Regions from separate parts of the Homo sapiens genome. Here region 2 is linked to region 1. A link is an interaction called in ENCODE POLR2A ChIA-PET data of the cell type or tissue named here. Cell type or tissue: PC-9. All regions are shown on one strand.

Region 1 (8,000 bases):
CATGATTTTCCACCCACCAGGAAGGGCAAGCTGTGCTTTCTGGTTCCCTAAGGAGTTTCTCATGCAGGGTAATGAGTCCCAGCAGGTGCTGACAGTGGATCAGGGCCTGGGCTTCTATAGCTCTTGGCCTCTGAAGCACAGGGCAGGTGGATCCTAATGGTGAGTTGTTTGCTTGAGCTGAGCTGCAGAAATGGGTTGGAGCATGAGCAAGGGCAAGCCCCAGACAACCAAGAACATTTCATATTCTGCTCCCCATAGGATGCAATGTGAGATTGATACTCGAGGGACCTCCACCCTGGCTGTGTTCAGGCTCTTGACACCGCCACAAGAAGGAATTCAAGGACAAGTTGGAAGATAAAGTACACACTCAAGAAAAGGGAGTTTGGTGTACTAAAGAGAGAGAGTCATGCACAAGGGGGGCTGGGGTTTCTATCTCTATGGGTTTCTGAACCAAGGGGTGGAATATCTATGTTGAGCAGTGGGGTTATTGAAATTATGTAGCAAGGTAGTCTGTTGGTAAATCTTTCAAACTTGCAGTTTAATCCTGAATTGTTAATATAAGATTAATAGGTGTGGTTTATTACCACACAAACACCTCCAATTGGTTCCTGCTCTGGCCCTGTTGGGGCCTCATATGATGGCTTAATAATGAGCCCAAATCCTGCAAAATCTTGCTGTACTCAGGAAAGTTCTGAGTTGCTTCTTCATTTGTGGCAGTCCCACCTTTTAGACAGCCTCCTTTCACTCTGTGGAGAAGGTCTGGTTTCCTGGGCTTAGGATGTACCCCAGGTATTTAATTTTTGGTTTTAGAAATCTGGGCCTTGGATGGAGAGACCTGATACCCAAAGAGGGAGGTTAGGACTTTCCCAGGAGGTTAGGACTTGAATGGCATTCTTCTCTGAGTCCTCTTTAGTGGGACTGCATACAAGGATGTCATCCACATATTGGAGAATGACTCCCCATTTCTAGCTCTAGCTCCTTTTACTCTTGTGCCAAGGCATTTCTGAACAAGTGAGGGCCATCCCTGAAGCCCTGAGGCAGTACTGTCCAGGTGTGCTGCTGGGTAATATTAGTTCCAGGATTAGTCCTCTCAAGAGCAAACAAATACTGAGAGTCAGAATGCAAAGGGATACAAAAGAAAGCATCCTTAAGATCTAATACTGTGAACCAGTTGGTCTCCCGGTATTCGGGTAAGTATGGCATAAGGATTTTGCACTGTCGGACGTAAGGGAATTACAGCCTCATTAATGGCTCTCAAGTCTTGAACTAGACGGTACTCTGTTTGGTTTTTGGTTAGGAAGGACCAGGAGTATTACAAGGAGACTGACATGGAATCAGGAAGCCATGTTTTAAAAACTTGTCAATTAGAGGTTGGAGTCCTTGCTTGGCTTTTGGTTTGAGAGGATACTGACGCTTGTGTGGGAAATTATTTTTGTCTTTTAAAGAGGTGATCACTGGCTGAGCATAAATTGCTTTGCCAGGGCTTTCTTGGTCCCATATTTGTGGGTCTGAGACCTTATTTTGGGATGGATCTCCTGTCATTCCGAGGCTGGCTTAGGAAACAACACTGCCAAAAAGGAGGGCCCCCCACCCAGGGCCTGATAAATGTAAAGTGGCCTCAGGGGTGGCTAGGAAGTCCCATCCCAATGAAAGAGTAGAATACTGTGGCATAACTAGAGATTCATGAGTTACCATATAGTTTCCTAGCCTGCAGTTCAGAGGCACTGTAAAGTGTTTTGATTTTGGGGTGCCACTGACACCCATGACAGTGCAGCTTTTGGAAGATAAGGGCCCAGAGTGGCCATTTAGGACAGAGTAACTTGCCCCTGTGTCAATTAAGACATTGATATTCTTAGTTGCCATGTCAAGAGTCACCTGAGGCTCCTCAGTTATGATGACCAGGCCTTTTATGGGAGCCGCCGAGAACCTCGGGCCCCTTCAGGCCTCAGTTATGGCCATTATGGACTGGGTATCCTCCTATTCCTTTGGAGCTGAAGGCAATCCCTTTTCCAATGGCTCCCCTGCTTGCAGTGAGGACAGCATCTGGGTGGGCTCCCCTGGCTGCGACAGATCTTATCCCAATGTCCTGGCTTCCCACACTTGAAGCAGCAACCATTGCCTGCACGGTTGCTGTTAGGCCTTTTTGGTCCATGGGTGAAGCATCTCTCTGGATGACCCTGAGGTTGCAGGGTGCTGCTCATAGTAACTGCTATCATTTGGGCCTGCCATCTATCCCATTGTTTGCCACACTGGGTCCTTTCAGCCTTTTCAGCCCTGTCCCTATTACTGAATACCTGGAAAGCCTCATCAAGCTTTGGTTTAATAGGTATTTGGGGTCTCAAAGACAATTTCTGTAATTTTCTCCTGATGTTGGGTGCTGACTGGCTTATAAAGTGTGTCCCTAGTTAAATTTGGCCAGCATCAGTACTGAGGTGAGTGTTAATATATTTTCTTAGGGCCTTCACAAGGTGACCCTGGAACAAAGCTTGGTTTTCATCCTTTCCTTATTTCCCTTATTTTATCATAGTTCACAGCCTTAGTGTACATTTTTTATTCTCTCCACTAACCAAATTGCCATACAATTTCTTTTTCTTGGATTAGCCTGGCCTTGTAGATAGTTCCAGTTGGGGTCATTGTTAGGCACAGGCATGGCCCCCACAGTGTATAGTTCAGGGTCCCCAGCTAATAAGTTGTCAGCATAAGCCTTGGCCTCCACGCAGATACACTGCTTTTCCTCCAGGGTGCAACATGTGGACGAGGTAATATGAATAACTCACCAAGTTAACTCAGGTGAGAGTGAGAGAGCCTGAAATTCGTCCTGAATTTAGTTGGGTCCTCTAAAAATTGGCCCAACCTTTGGCTACATCATGCTAGATCAAACACTGAAAAAGGTACATGCACCTGGATGGTCCCAGCATCCCCATTGGCCACCTCCCTAAGTGAGCATAACTTAGAATGGTTAGGAAGGTAGGAAATGCCACTGTAGGTGACCCTGGCAGGGCTCTGTTCCTTCAGTAGGGAGGGCATATAGGTTGGTAAGGAGGTGGGCTAACGGGAGACTAAGGGCTGGAGATGGTGGAGCTAGAAGAAGACTGGGGAGTTGGAGGTGGAATTGGGTGGTAGGGAGGAGCAGGGAGTGCTAGACCTAGGTCTGGGTTAGGAGGTGGGGGAAGGCTATGAGAGGTATATTCCCAAAAAGGGTATCATCTAGGATATCTGGTTCCCATTTCGTTCTCCTAAAGGGATGTGAGTCTAACAAAGGCAGCAGTTCCTGCAACGGTCAAGGTTCTAACAGGGCCACGAAGGCCTGTGCACATGGTGTTTCAGTTCAATTCTCCTGACATTGATAAAAAAGATCTAATTGCAAAATGGTATTACAATTTAGGGTCATGTTCTCTTACCATTGTACTGCATTCTGTTTCCTTTTTTTTCCTTTTAGGATCTCACTTTTTTACCCAAGGCTGAAGTGCAGTGGCACGATCATGGCTCGCTGCAGCCTCATCCTCCCAGGCTGAGGTGATCCTCCTACCCCAGCCCCCTGAGTAAGCTGGGACTATAGGCGTGCACCACCATGCCTGGCTAATTTTCTGTGTGTTTTTTGTAGAGATGGGGTTTCGCCACGTTGTCCAGGCTGGTCGCGAACTCCTGGACTCAAGCAATCTGTGTGCCTTGGCCTCCCACAGTGCTAGGATTATAGGCGTGAACCACCACACCTGGCCCTTGTACCCTATGTTCTAAAAGAAAGGCCTTGACTTGTCTTTGGCATGAAATGAAGAAGAAGAGGAAAGTTAACATATTCCCTCATGGAGGGACTGGTCCCAGTATTTACGAAATGCTGCATGGACGAGTGTGGTGCTTACAATTGGCCAGCTCCATGGCCATGCCTGAGAGACAAGCATCCTTGTTCCCTTGGCTGGCTGCCTTAGTGTCCAGGTGTCCTTGGAGCCCTAGCATTGCCCAGGCATCCTTGGCTCCTGGGGCTTTGAAAATGAGAAGGCTTTTGAGGTCTAGTAGGACGAGTTATGGCATAATTTGAAAGCAGCAAGCATGCCAATATCCATCCGAATATTTATCCTCAAGTAAAAGTTGGGAACAGAAGTGATTTAGCATGGCCAATAAACCAAGGACCTTGAAGGGGCCCCTTAAGAACTTTAGGCCTAGATTTGGCATTCCGGAGGGCAGTATCTAAGATGCCTATCTTGCTGGGTCCAAAGAGTTCCCTAAGCTTTCATGTGAAGTATGAGGAAGAAGCATGAGAAGAGAAAATCTCAGGAGCTGAGTTTAAAGAAAATGGGAAAGAGAAAACAGTTCCCAGCCAGGGTCAGTGTTTTGGCACAGCTGGTCCCTTGGGAGAATGGAAGCCTCTTCCTGGGCAAAAGTCATCATGCTCCTTGGAAGCCATCCAGCCACTGCACAGTACAAGCTATAGGATGTTACCCTACCACCCTACCATGGTGCCTCAGACCTGCCACCTCTGCTTGTCGCCCAAGATGATGGAGAGAGAGCTCTGCTTTGCAGTCAGTGCTCTATCCCCAGCTCTGCCGTTGACTGCTGTGTCCTGTTACTCCCTGGTAAGGTGCCATAGACCACTCATCTCCAGAACTCTTGTGGATAAGATTATGTGTAGATGCCGTTACATCTTAGGTCCTCAGCAGATACTGGTTCCTTGCTTCAGTAGGCTTAGGAAAATTTGGTAGTTTTATGGGTCAATAAACACATAAGTTTTGTGGCTTATTAGTGTGAATCACAGATTCTACAGTTCCTATCAACCCAATGTCTAAAATAATTCTCTAAAATAATAGCTCCAGGGAGAAAATAAAAATAGGTATGGTGACTTAGCATGGTAGTATGACAATATGAAAGGTTTGTTACAGAGTTGTTGGTCCACATTCCTTACATTGTACACATTGGAATTTCTCCGTTTCAGAAGGAGCATTTAGAGCAGCACCTACATTTTTGTTAGGTTTTCCTTCAAGGCTGTAGCTTGAACTTTTAATATACATACTCACTTTTCTTCCCCCCAAAAAGAAGGGTAAAGAAGGCAGTAAAGGTAAAGAAACCAGACATTATTTGATTCAGCTCAAAATGTATTTTTTAGTTCCTTTTCCACATTTAATAACAAATAAAGGCCGGGCGCGGTGGCTCACGCCTGTAATCCCAGCACTTTGGGAGGCTGAGGTGGGCGGATCACGAGGTCAGGAGATCGAGACCATCCTGGCTAACACAGTGAAACCCTGTCTGTACTAAAAATACAAAAAATTAGCCGGGCATGGTGGCGGGCACCTGTAGCCCCAGCCACTCGGGACGCTGAGGCAGGAGAATGGCATGAACCCAGGAGGCCGGGCTTCCAGTGAGCCGAGATCATGCCACTGCACTCCAGCCTGGGCGACAGAGTGAGACTCCGTCTCAAAAAACAAAAGCAAACAAACAAAAAAAATAAAAAGAAATCTTGTACCTGATCTTCAGGGATTTGGGATCCCACCTGGATTAAACTAGACTATCCAAGCCCTATTTGCCTGGCTTCCAGCCCTCCTGGAGTTCTGTTCCCACCAGTTAGACAAAGCTCTCTGTCCTTGACCTCTTTTCCCATCACTTTTGGATCAGAGATTGAGCCTGTCAGCTCCTGAAACAGCTGTCTCTGATCTGTTCTCAGTATTATCTGAGCCATTATCTGACTTGTGTCTGAAAGGACTGCGTGATGGAAACTTCTGAAAGAACCCTCTGTCACCCCACCCGCATCTTCCAAATAGAGCCAGAGAGGCCCAGAGTCAGAAGGCTAAGAAGACCAAGTGTGTGGCCAGCAGCTGCGGGGAGCCAGGGCAACTCCTGCCCGCCACTCTTCCTCTGAATGCCTAGCCCTCTCCGCCTGTGTTCACAGGCCAGCCCTCCCCGGGGCATACACAGCATTTTGTAAATAGTAACTGTGTGTCTTGGTTGAGATAATCTTGTAGGCCAGAATGGAATGTCTCAAGACACTTTGCAAACGGGATTTTATTGTTTAGTTTTAGGGATAGGATCTCACTCTGTCACCCAGGCTGGAGTGCAATGGCACGATCTGGGCTCATTGCAGCTTTCACCTCCCAGGCTCAATCAGTCCTCCTCAGCCTCCTGCGTAGCTGGGACTACAGGCATGTGCCACCATGCCTGGCTAAATTTTTTTTTTTTTTCATAGAGACGGGGTCTGACTACGTTGCCTAGGCTAGTCTTAAACTCTGAGGCTCAAGCAATCCTCCCGCCTTGGCCTTCTGAAGTGCTGGGATTACAGGAATGAGCCACTGTGCTCAGCCCAAAAGGGATTTTAATTTTGCAAAAGGACCAACCTTAAAAGAGCTTTGAATAATAAGTTTCTTTAGTGCAATTCTTTTTTTTTTTTTTTTTGAGATGGAGTCTCGCTTTGTCACCCAGGCTGGAGCACAGTGGCGCAATCTCGGCTCACTGCAACCTCTGTCTCCCGGGTTTAAGTCATTCTCCTGCCTCACCCTCCTGAATAGCTGGGATTACAGGTGCCCACCACCACGCCCAGCTGATTTTTGTATTTCTAGTAGAGATGGGGTTTTGCCATGTTGGCCAAGTTTGTCTCAAACTCCTGACCTCAGGTGATCTGCCTGCCTTGGCCTCCCAAAGTGCTGGGATTACAGGTGTGAGCCACCGCGCCTGGCCAGTGCAATTCTTTTATGTTTTTGTTCCCCACCTCTGTTCCGATTTTCCATTCCTTAGGTATAGTACTTTATGAGCTTTTTGTATTAACCCCCTGTGTTCCTTCATGCAGATGCAGGCCAATTAGACGATACATATTATTACTCTCTCTCCCTTTTCTTAAAAGGAGATAGAACACACACCCTATTTTACACTGTGCTTTTGTCAATTATCATTATCCCCTAGATATAATATTAGGCCTTAAAGAGTTTCTCATTCTTTTTTATTTAGCTGCATAGTATTCTAGTCTATGGATGCTCTCAGTTATACTTTTCCAAAATATGGATCTTTGACTTTTTCCAAAATTTTACTGTTGTAAACAATGCTGTGTTGAGCACCTGGTATATTTAAATAGTCAGTGAATCACAAAGATTTCATTAACATACCTGCCATATTGTGGGAGGTAGGGATGTGCCTGCATCTTATTTATCCTTCACTAGTGCTTGGTAACTGTAGGTGGAACCACATGCAATTTCTGTTTGGGGAAATCTTAAAAGCAGTAGAATATCAGCACTTTTGCGTAGCTCACTGATATTTAGAGAAACCTACATGCCATAGCAGGGATGGAGATAAGAAAAAGAAGTCTCTCGCCCCCAACCTAATGTGTCTTGGTGAAGATCTTGCTTATTTAGGTCTAAGACCTTGTTTAATAAACCAAGTGGAAGCCGTAATGACTCCTTTTCAGCAATTTTATAACGATGTAGTTCTTCAGGTTTCACTAATTTTAACAATTCTATAAAGTTATGTTCATCCTATTTTCACTAACTTTGGAAGTTTAAAGAGAAACTCTGTTGAAAAAGTAAATCCACATACCAAGTGTTTTTAAATAGCATGGAGAAATGCAATTTATTTTTCTGGTTAAGAGAAGTAAGTATTATTTATGCTTTTTTGGGCTTTTGGGTTTATTTATTTAGGTGGTGCCTTGGCGTTGAGTGAATGACATTAGCTGGTGTGGGGACCTGCAGCAGGGCTTTCAGGATAGAGCGTTCACCCCACAGTTTCAGTGGTGAGCAGGCAAGAGGTTGCCCAGATCCTGGCCCAAAAGACCAACCACCAGTCTTACAAACTAAAGGGAAATCATATTTTACCACAATGAGAAAAAATGAAGGGGAAGGCTAATGCTGTATTTTTTGTTAAAATGGAAGGATGTTGAGAAGACAGAGACTTTCAGTGGTTTTAATCTTCAGACTTTGGCAGAGGCCAAGCATGATTTGAATACAGAGAAAGTGGAGTGACATGACAGAAAGGGAAGTGGAAAGTGGTGGCTTCCAGAAACAACCAGATGTGTTTGAATTTCCAGGCTC
Region 2 (8,000 bases), 280 kb after region 1:
GTGGTAGGTACGAACAGTTAACTGGGTTTGCCAGGTTTAATAAAAGATCAGGGAGAGGCAGCAAGTTAATGGGTTAATTGCCACTGTCCTCCAGGAGAACAAACGGATGCCGGGTCCAGTCCTTCCCCCTGAGGCCGCAGAGATGCCAGTGTTTCAGCCCGCAGGAGCCGGGCAGCCCAGTGCAGGGCACTTCTCCAGAGGCCAGCACGTTTTAAACCATGTCCCCTGCTGCCGCCTCCGGCTGTCTGAACACAGGCTGCGCCAACCTGTGGCTGGGCCCGGGCCCAGGGCCTGCTGCGGGAGGGGAGGTAGCCAGGGCATCTGAGGGTGACCCCAGCCCAGAGGGCCCCCCCTTCGAAGGGAGGAAGCAGCAGTGACCACACCCTGCACTTGGTCGCCTGCAGGCCTCGCCAGCACCCTGGGGCCGGCCTAGAAAGGCAGCCCCTGCCTCCCTGCTGGGGTTGAAGGGACAGGAGGACCTCCCCAGCCCAGGGCTCTGGACCACAGCCAGGGGTATAAGGGCAGGGAATTCTGGCTGGACAAAGGCAAAAAGTGGGGTGAGGGAGGATACAGGAAAGAAACACCAGGGAAGACGGTCAGGTCCCAGCTCAGCTTCCTTTGAGGATTAAAGGATTTTAAAGCATTTATGTTTATTGGAATTTCAAACCAAAATACTGAAATAATAGCCTCCATGCTAGGCAAGGTGACCTTGCCTGCAGCATGGAGGGAGGCCAGCCACACCCAAGACAGCCCTGACGGAAAACCTGCCCTCAATGACAAAGGGGTCCAGGGAGGCTGCGGCTTCCCTCCACCTCGATTCAGCCTGCAACAGCCGGTGGCCGGGCCTGGGGGAGGCCGAGGGGAGGGACCTGTGCCGCAGTGACCTCACCAAAGGCAGCTGTGACCCACAGAGCAGCTGAAAGCAAGGCCAAGGGCCGCTTTCAAGGGACAGTTTGTTTAGAGTTTCAAGTTCTAGACCAAGCACGTCCTTGTTCTATAGATGGGGCCAGTGGAGGACTTGTGTGGGTCATGGGTGGGGGTGAGGGGAGGTGCTGGCAGGGAAGGAGGGCTCCTTGGCAAGGCAGTCCCACCCGGCAAGGGGCCACAGTCTGTCCTGGGAGGCTCCTTCCAAGCAGAACTCTGGGTGCGCAGGGCCCACCACACCCCATTCCCCAGAATAAGCGGGGTGCTGCCTGGCACTTTGTCAGGGGTTCACATTAAAGTGTGGTGGCTCTTTGGTTAGTTGGTGCCCTTGGGCTGAGCCACTGCAGGCTCACTCTGTGCAGGGCCCAGCCATGACAGTCACTGTATAGGGGCACGGAGACGGTGGCCACCCAAGAGGTTTGGGGGAGCTGGAGGTTGAAAGGGCTGCCTGGACCTCCCAGGGTCGTTCCCAGCACCCGCGGGACAGTGACCTTGGCCTTGCTGCTTGGGCTCTGGAGATTTACAAGGTGGAAGTGAGGAGAGGCCAGTTGTGACTATTCAGTGGCAGGGTTTTATAGATCTCTTCCCACCCTCCCTGCTGTCTGGGAGACTGATCACCCGATAGGCATTCCTGTTCCAGTCGGATAACTAGACGGTGTGAGAAAGGCCGGCAGCCGAGCCTGGGGTGGAAGGAAACCACCGTAAAGCCACAGATGTCCCAAGACCAACTTGGCACGTGTGCATGTGCGCACCCCACCCCAGCAGCCCCCATGGGAGGCCCAGCCTGAGAAGCCACTCTTGGGGCTGGGGGTGGGAAAAGGGGGTTGATGCCCCGTGGTTCTCACATAGATCCAGAAGAGAAGAAAGGCTGAGAGCTTCGGTCACCAGGCTGTGGCCTGAGAGAGTTGCTGATGGCACCAAAAGCCTGTTGAAGGCTGTGTGTGTGTGTGTGTGTGTGTGTGCACACACACACACACTAGTAGGGAGAGGCAGTGCAGGGCTAAATGCAGAAATGCAGAGAAAGACCTCTGACCACACAGTTCTGTCTAGTCCCAACAGCTTACAAGGAACCAGACCGGTCCCTGCGGTGTTTGTTGAGATAAAACAAGGTCAGGGTTTGGCTTCTCAGCCCCAGGACTTAAAGGGGGTGGGCCCAGGGGGAGCTGCTGTAAAGACCAGAGCCTCCCACCCCCGCCTGGGCCCACCCAGCATCTGGCTGCTCTGCCACCCCTACCTGACCCTGGCAGTCGCTGAGTGGGGCCTGGGGGCGGGCCTGGGGCTGCTCCCAGGGGGACTGTCCATTCTGAGTCTCCCACAGGCTCCCCACCTGGGAGAGGAGTGCCCAGCTCTGATCCTGCCTGGGGCCGCCTGCCCAGACAGCTCATCTGTGGCTTTGTCTGGGGCACAGAGGCGACTGGGTGTGCACCCTGTGGTTTCCATTTTCTTAAGCTTTCTTTGTGCTCCTTCTGCCTGTAATTTCTTTCAGCCTGGGCCTTTGTGGAATCTGTCCGCCACTTTAAAGCGCAGCCGAGGAGGTGCTTTTGCCAGCGGGGTGTGGGTGGGGTGCTGAAGCTGCCCATGGTCAGACCCTGACTCACTGCCAAGAGTCCTGAGTTCCAGAAAGTTCCTTTCTGCTCTCATAGTCCTCCCTTGCCACAACGAGGTCTGACAGAACAGAAGTGCGTTTCCTGACGACTGGATCGGACGCTCATGGCGAGCTCTGAAAGGCAGGAGTCAAGGAAGCCCTCTGTGGCTAAGACACCACACTCTTCACCCGTGATCCCTGAGGTTTCTGCATTCTGACCCTATGATTTAAGTCCCCAGGGACTTCAGCTGCAGTTATGTTTAGGGAGGGAGGCTCAGGAAGAACATGAATTACGGCATAACTCAGAGATGAGGCCGGAGTCCGTTTCAGTGATTGCTGATGGAATGGAACAAGTGTGCATTTATGTTGGGTTGTAAAGAAAACACAGATAATTTATGGGGAAGGAGCTATAGTTTGATGATTGTATCTGCTTTACTAAGTTAAAAGCGTGGAGGAAGTGACTGCAGAAACTTGGTTTTAGCACAGCTGAGGCAGAGGACTTGCGTACAGGAGGAAAGCCATGATGAGCACAGGGCCCTGGCAGATGGAGGATGGGTCTTTGGAAAGCTGGGTCATGGCCCAACAAATGTCAGGGCACATGCGTCCAGTCATAGTAAGTAGACTTTTTCTAGAAAATTCTGTCCAATGGTAGAACATAAGTCCTGTGAATAAGAAACAAAAGCACCACCACGGTGACTACGGTGCAAGGATCAGAGATGGCGCTGTCTCCTTTTAAAGTTACAGATGGTGCCTGGCCTCCTTCCCTTCAGGGCAGCGTTTAACGGCAGCCCTCTCTTAGAGCAAACAAAGAGTCTTCCTTTGCATACTTGATAACAACTTATTTTTCTCATAGATCACACATGCAAACAAATATAGGTAATATGTAAACAAAAAGTAAGTTTTCTCTGCCTTTTCAGCTAGTCTCTTCCCCAAATCACTATAATGAAGTTGATTACCGTCTCCACCCTGGCGCCGGCAAGCACGTGTGCAGGCCCTGCTTTATACACGGAGGGTGGCACAGTGTTCACACGGGTCTAGATTGGCACGTACATAACGCTCGCTTCTCTGTGTCGATGGCTGCATTGCATGGACGCGCTGTAACTCGAGAGGCAGTGACACCCCACCTTCTGGGGGCTTCGTTCAAGTCCCAGCCCTGCTAGATGGCCTCAGTGTAGCCTTGGGCACATTATTCGGCCTCTCTGTGTTTGCATTTCCTCCTCTGTAAGCTTCAGCTGACTTTGTTGGGTCAGTGTGTGTGAAGTGGACAGCAGGCCCGGGCTCAAGGGTAAGAGTGTGCACTTGCTTGCACGCAGGCTTTTCCTTTTTTTCTCTCGTTCCTCTCTCTCCCCCACCCCTTTCTTGCTCTTCTCCTTTCTCTCCCTTTCCTCCCTCTCTGTTTCCTTTCATTTATATCTTTATGTGAACCTCTGAGTTGCCCCAGTGGTTGTTGGCTGTCGCATCCTGCACACGCACAGGCGCCGGCATATCCACGGGGAAAGCCCTAGATGTGCGCACTAGTGTGGATCCCTGCAGTCTGCAGTGGAGGGAGTGGGGTCAGGAGAACTGGGTGTCTGCTCCTTGGAGAAAGGATATATAATCTTTTTCGATCTTAGTGCTTTTATTACAGCAGAATACACATAAGATTGACCAGTATAACCATGTGTCAGGACCCAGCTCAGCAGCCTCGGTGTCTTCATTGTTGTGCAGCTCACCACGATCCGCCTGCAGAACTTTTTCATCTTCCCCAGTGAAACGGGACCCATTCAACACTCGTGCCCCACTTCCCCTCCCCCAGGTCCCTGGGAAGCACCATGCAGCTTCCTGTCTTTGAGGCTTGCCTGTTTTAGGGAGCTCATATGAGAGGATTCATAAAATCTTTGTCCTTTTATGTCTGGCTGATTTCATTTAACATAAAGTCTTCCAGGTTCCTCCATACTGTGGCGTGCTCAGGATCTCTGCCTCTTTTTTCTTTTTTCTTTGAGACAGAGTCTCACTCTGCTGCCCAAGTGGAGTGCAGTGGCACGATCTTGGCTCACTGCAGCCTCTGCCTCCTGGGTTCAAGCAATTCTCCTGCCTCAGCCTCCCGAGTAGCTGGGATTACAGGTGTGCGCCACCATGCCCAGCTAATTTTTGTATTTTCAGTAGAGACGGGGTTTCACCATGTTGGCCAGGCTGGTCTTGAACTCCTGACCTCGTGATCTGCCTGCCTGGGCCTCCCAAAGTGTAGGATCTCTGCCTTCTAAGGCTGAGGACCATCCTGCCATACACACAGACCACGTTTCCTTTCTGCACTGGCTTGGCTGCTGGCGGATGCAGCTGTCTGCCTCTTGGCTGTCCAGGAGAGTGCTGCCAGGAACATGGCGTCCAGGATTTCCTCAGCTGTTACTTTGCATTCTTTTGGGTAAACATCTAGAGGCAGAATGGATAGATCAGAGTTCTAGGTTACCATACTGTTTCCAGAGTCAATTTTCTATTTTGATTTTTTTCACCCTATCTTACGGTGCTGATAAATTTGGATGTTTGACAGGCTGTCCTCCGAAAAGGTGGTACCAGTTTCCTGTCCCTTCCTCTGCCTGTTCCGCACTCTGTCATCAGCATGGGGAGCATCAGCCTTGAGTGTTTCCCAAGCTGCCGTGGAGATGGTTGGGAGCACCTGGGCTTCTGCCACGCTGTGGAAAAGCCCCTGCCGTCCCGTTCCCTGTGTCGTGTGTGTCCCTGCCCGTGCGTTTCGAGCTGGCAGCTGTTTCCTTACTGATGTGTAGAAGAGCTTTAGAAGTTAGGAAATTCGCTTTTTTCATGTGCTGCAAATACTTCTTCTTCCCTCAGTTTACCATGTGTATTGAGATACTTTGGTGAGTTTGCTTTTGATTTCTGTATGGCCAGTTTTACCCACCTTTTCTCCTGTGGTTTCTTGCTTTTGCGTTGGGCATGGAAAGGGTTCCCTGTGGCAGACACAGCCAAGGGAGATGCGTGGGGGGTCCCCACGGCCTGGCCTGAAAGGAGGCATGGAAGTCCGCAGGGATGCGCTGGAGCCTTGGGTCCCGCCCCCTCTTCGTGAGATCGGCATCCTCTCAGCTCCCCTTCCTCCCTCCAAAGGACTGGAGAGTCTGCCCTGAGGCAGTGACCTGCACGCAGGGGTGTGGGTGGGCCGGGAGGGAGTGGCCGGGGCTGGACAGGGTGTGACCATCTGCAAACCACTGAGGAACAAAGAAGTTCTAAATGAAAGACCAGAAAATGCTTTCTGCATTTTGGGAGGAGGGAAGCTTCAATTTTATAAGCGAAATCCTTATTTATCTAAGTAAGTAATGCAGCATCTCCCCAGAGTGGCTGCAGCCTCCCTGCCTCTCCGAAGCAGGGGAACTGCTAGAGGCTTCTCAGAACACACAGATCCCAGAACGAGCCATGCTCCAGATGCCGACGCTGGGAAAGGCAGAGGGCTGGGGAGCTTATTCTGTAACAGTTTTACTCCTGATACCATCTTTTCCCCGTTGATGGCAATGTCTTTATCTTATACTAAATTCTGTACATGTACACGTGATTTACTCGGCGGGAGATGATGTCTGAAACCTAGGCAGTGAGTAGCGGGGAGTGACAGAGGGCCAGCTTCCTGGCTCCCCGACGGGCTGGATGTGGAGGTGGGAGAAAGGGAGGGGTCAAGAGTGGCTTCAGAACTCGCCCTGAGTCCCTGGCAGGATGGAATGGCCATCGGCAACATGGGGAGCTGGTGGGTGCGGGAGGTGGGTGGAGCAGGTGGGCCCACCTGGGATGTGGTAAGCAGAGAGGGTCTTCACACCGCCAGTGGTGATGCCCAACAGGCGGCGGGCTCTCCGGGCCGGTGATCCAGGGGCAGGTGTGGTCCCTCTGCCTAGAGATGCCATGTGAAGCCACGGGCAGGACAGGGTCCAGCCTCTAGGTGGAGTCCAAGGGCGCCCACCAGGAGGGGGTCAGGAGAAGAGGAGGAGCATGTGAGCTGGGAGGAGGTCGGCCCATGAGGCCTGAGAGCTGGCCGCTGGCTGCAGCCACGGGGGCCCTTTCAGCCCCACCCATGTTTCCCTTCATGAGAACCTCACACCAAAGTATGTGTCAGTGCGTGGTACGCTTCACTTTCAGAGCTTGCCTGGCTGTTCATGAACGTTTACTGTCCATATGAATGTTGGAATCAGGTTGTCTATTCGCTGTGTCTACAACCGTTAGTGTCTGTGTCTAGGATGTCGTTCCAGAGGGAGAGGCCAGCAGTTACAGCAGTACCCTCGGTTGGAAGGGGATTGGGCAATGTCTGGAGAAAGTTTTGTCACCACTGGTGGAAGGGGTGCACCGGCACCTAGTGGTGGAGGCCAGGATGCTGCCAACACCCTGCAGTGCACAGGACACCCCCACAACAGGGAGGCATCTGGTCCAAAGTGCTCATGGTGCTGCATTTAAGAAACCCAGATTTAGGTGCCTACAAAACATCTTTCTGAAAAGGCTCACCTCTGCCTGTTCTGGTGCTGGCTGCTGGGCTGTTTCATGGGACGCAACCTTCTAAAATGCTCTGGCATAGGCTAAAGTATAGATGCTGTAATGAGCTGGAGACATTTTTATTGTCTCCATTTGCCCAGTGTTTGGCCCCTTCCTGTAGTTGGGTGATGCTTTTGGTGGTATCCAAGGTACCCAATAACGTTAAAGAAGCTGAAGCCAGATGCGTGATTTCCTAGCATCCCTGGCAGGCCTTTGACCCAGGCTCCTCCATCTGATGCACCTGGGCAGGGGTGTGGAAAGGAGTGGGCACAAGGGCCTTTCTCCCGGCTGGAGTGGGGTCCGGAAGGGCTGGGCAGCACGACTGGCCTTGCCAGAGCATCTGAAGCAAGGCTGGGACTGCTGCTGGCCGGCTCACACCAGGCCTCATCAGCCCAATACCTTTTTCATCAGTTCCCCTTTACTTTCAGCATTCAGTGCACGTTTCTGTTGCTTGCAACCAAAAGTCCTGGGTGAACAAATTCCCTGCCCAGAACAGCAAGTGCAGTAAGACACCATGACAGGAGCGGGAGGGAAGGCCTTTGCTATGAGCTCTCCATTACCAGTTTGGGCTTGAGGGGTGTGATTTGGACCCATGGTATAAACCAATTGTGGAACTGGATTTTAGGAGGAGGCTTGAAGACATGTTATGTACTTACTGTATCTTAATTTTTGTTCTTTGGTTGTAAAATGGCTTAGCGATGATTAATGACTTAGGATTTTTCGACAAAATCTACGGATTTCCCAACATTTGGCAGAGGGAAGAACTTTAGCACCCGAGCCCCCGGGCTGGGGGAGGTGGTCCTGGGCTGGAAACAGAGGAAGAAAAAGGCGAGGGGAGAAGCACGGGGAACTGTTTCTCTTCTTCCTTGGAAAGCAAAAAAATTTTGGATTCCTTGTTGAATAAGGAGAACATTCCTCACATTTGCTCCCACTGTGCAAATCCTCCAGTGCATCCGCCGTCCTCTGGGCAGCGTAAGGCCAGGCTCGGTTTTGA

The links. ChIA-PET counts read pairs that join two places held together with the same protein. Peaks named below come from ENCODE experiments on the same cell type or tissue, not always from the same donor. Only the 100,000 strongest peaks of a DNase experiment are listed, where the experiment ranks them.
Region 2: POLR2A ChIA-PET joins it to region 1 with 20 read pairs; 2 of 35 experiments call an interaction of 5 or more read pairs at or near these places.

The regions. Positions count from the first base shown.
Region 1 is chr9:94,813,586-94,821,585 of GRCh38, forward strand. All of the region lies in intron 5 of AOPEP (aminopeptidase O (putative)), which reads left to right. Among named protein-coding and RNA genes, the nearest start is that of MIR2278, 7.6 kb to the left of the region's middle. RefSeq lists an enhancer at 7,709-7,838. In PC-9, no CTCF peak of the experiment used is centred here; DNase peaks (open chromatin) are centred at 4,236, 4,816 and 5,906; H3K27ac peaks cover 5,688 bases.
Region 2 is chr9:95,090,197-95,098,196 of GRCh38, forward strand. It overlaps a transcript of AOPEP not described here. Among named protein-coding and RNA genes, the nearest start is that of MIR3074, 8.1 kb to the left of the region's middle. RefSeq lists enhancers at 1-506, 507-1,256, 1,257-2,006. In PC-9, no CTCF peak of the experiment used is centred here; DNase peaks (open chromatin) are centred at 1,535, 1,975 and 2,355; H3K4me3 peaks cover 819 bases; H3K27ac peaks cover 3,385 bases.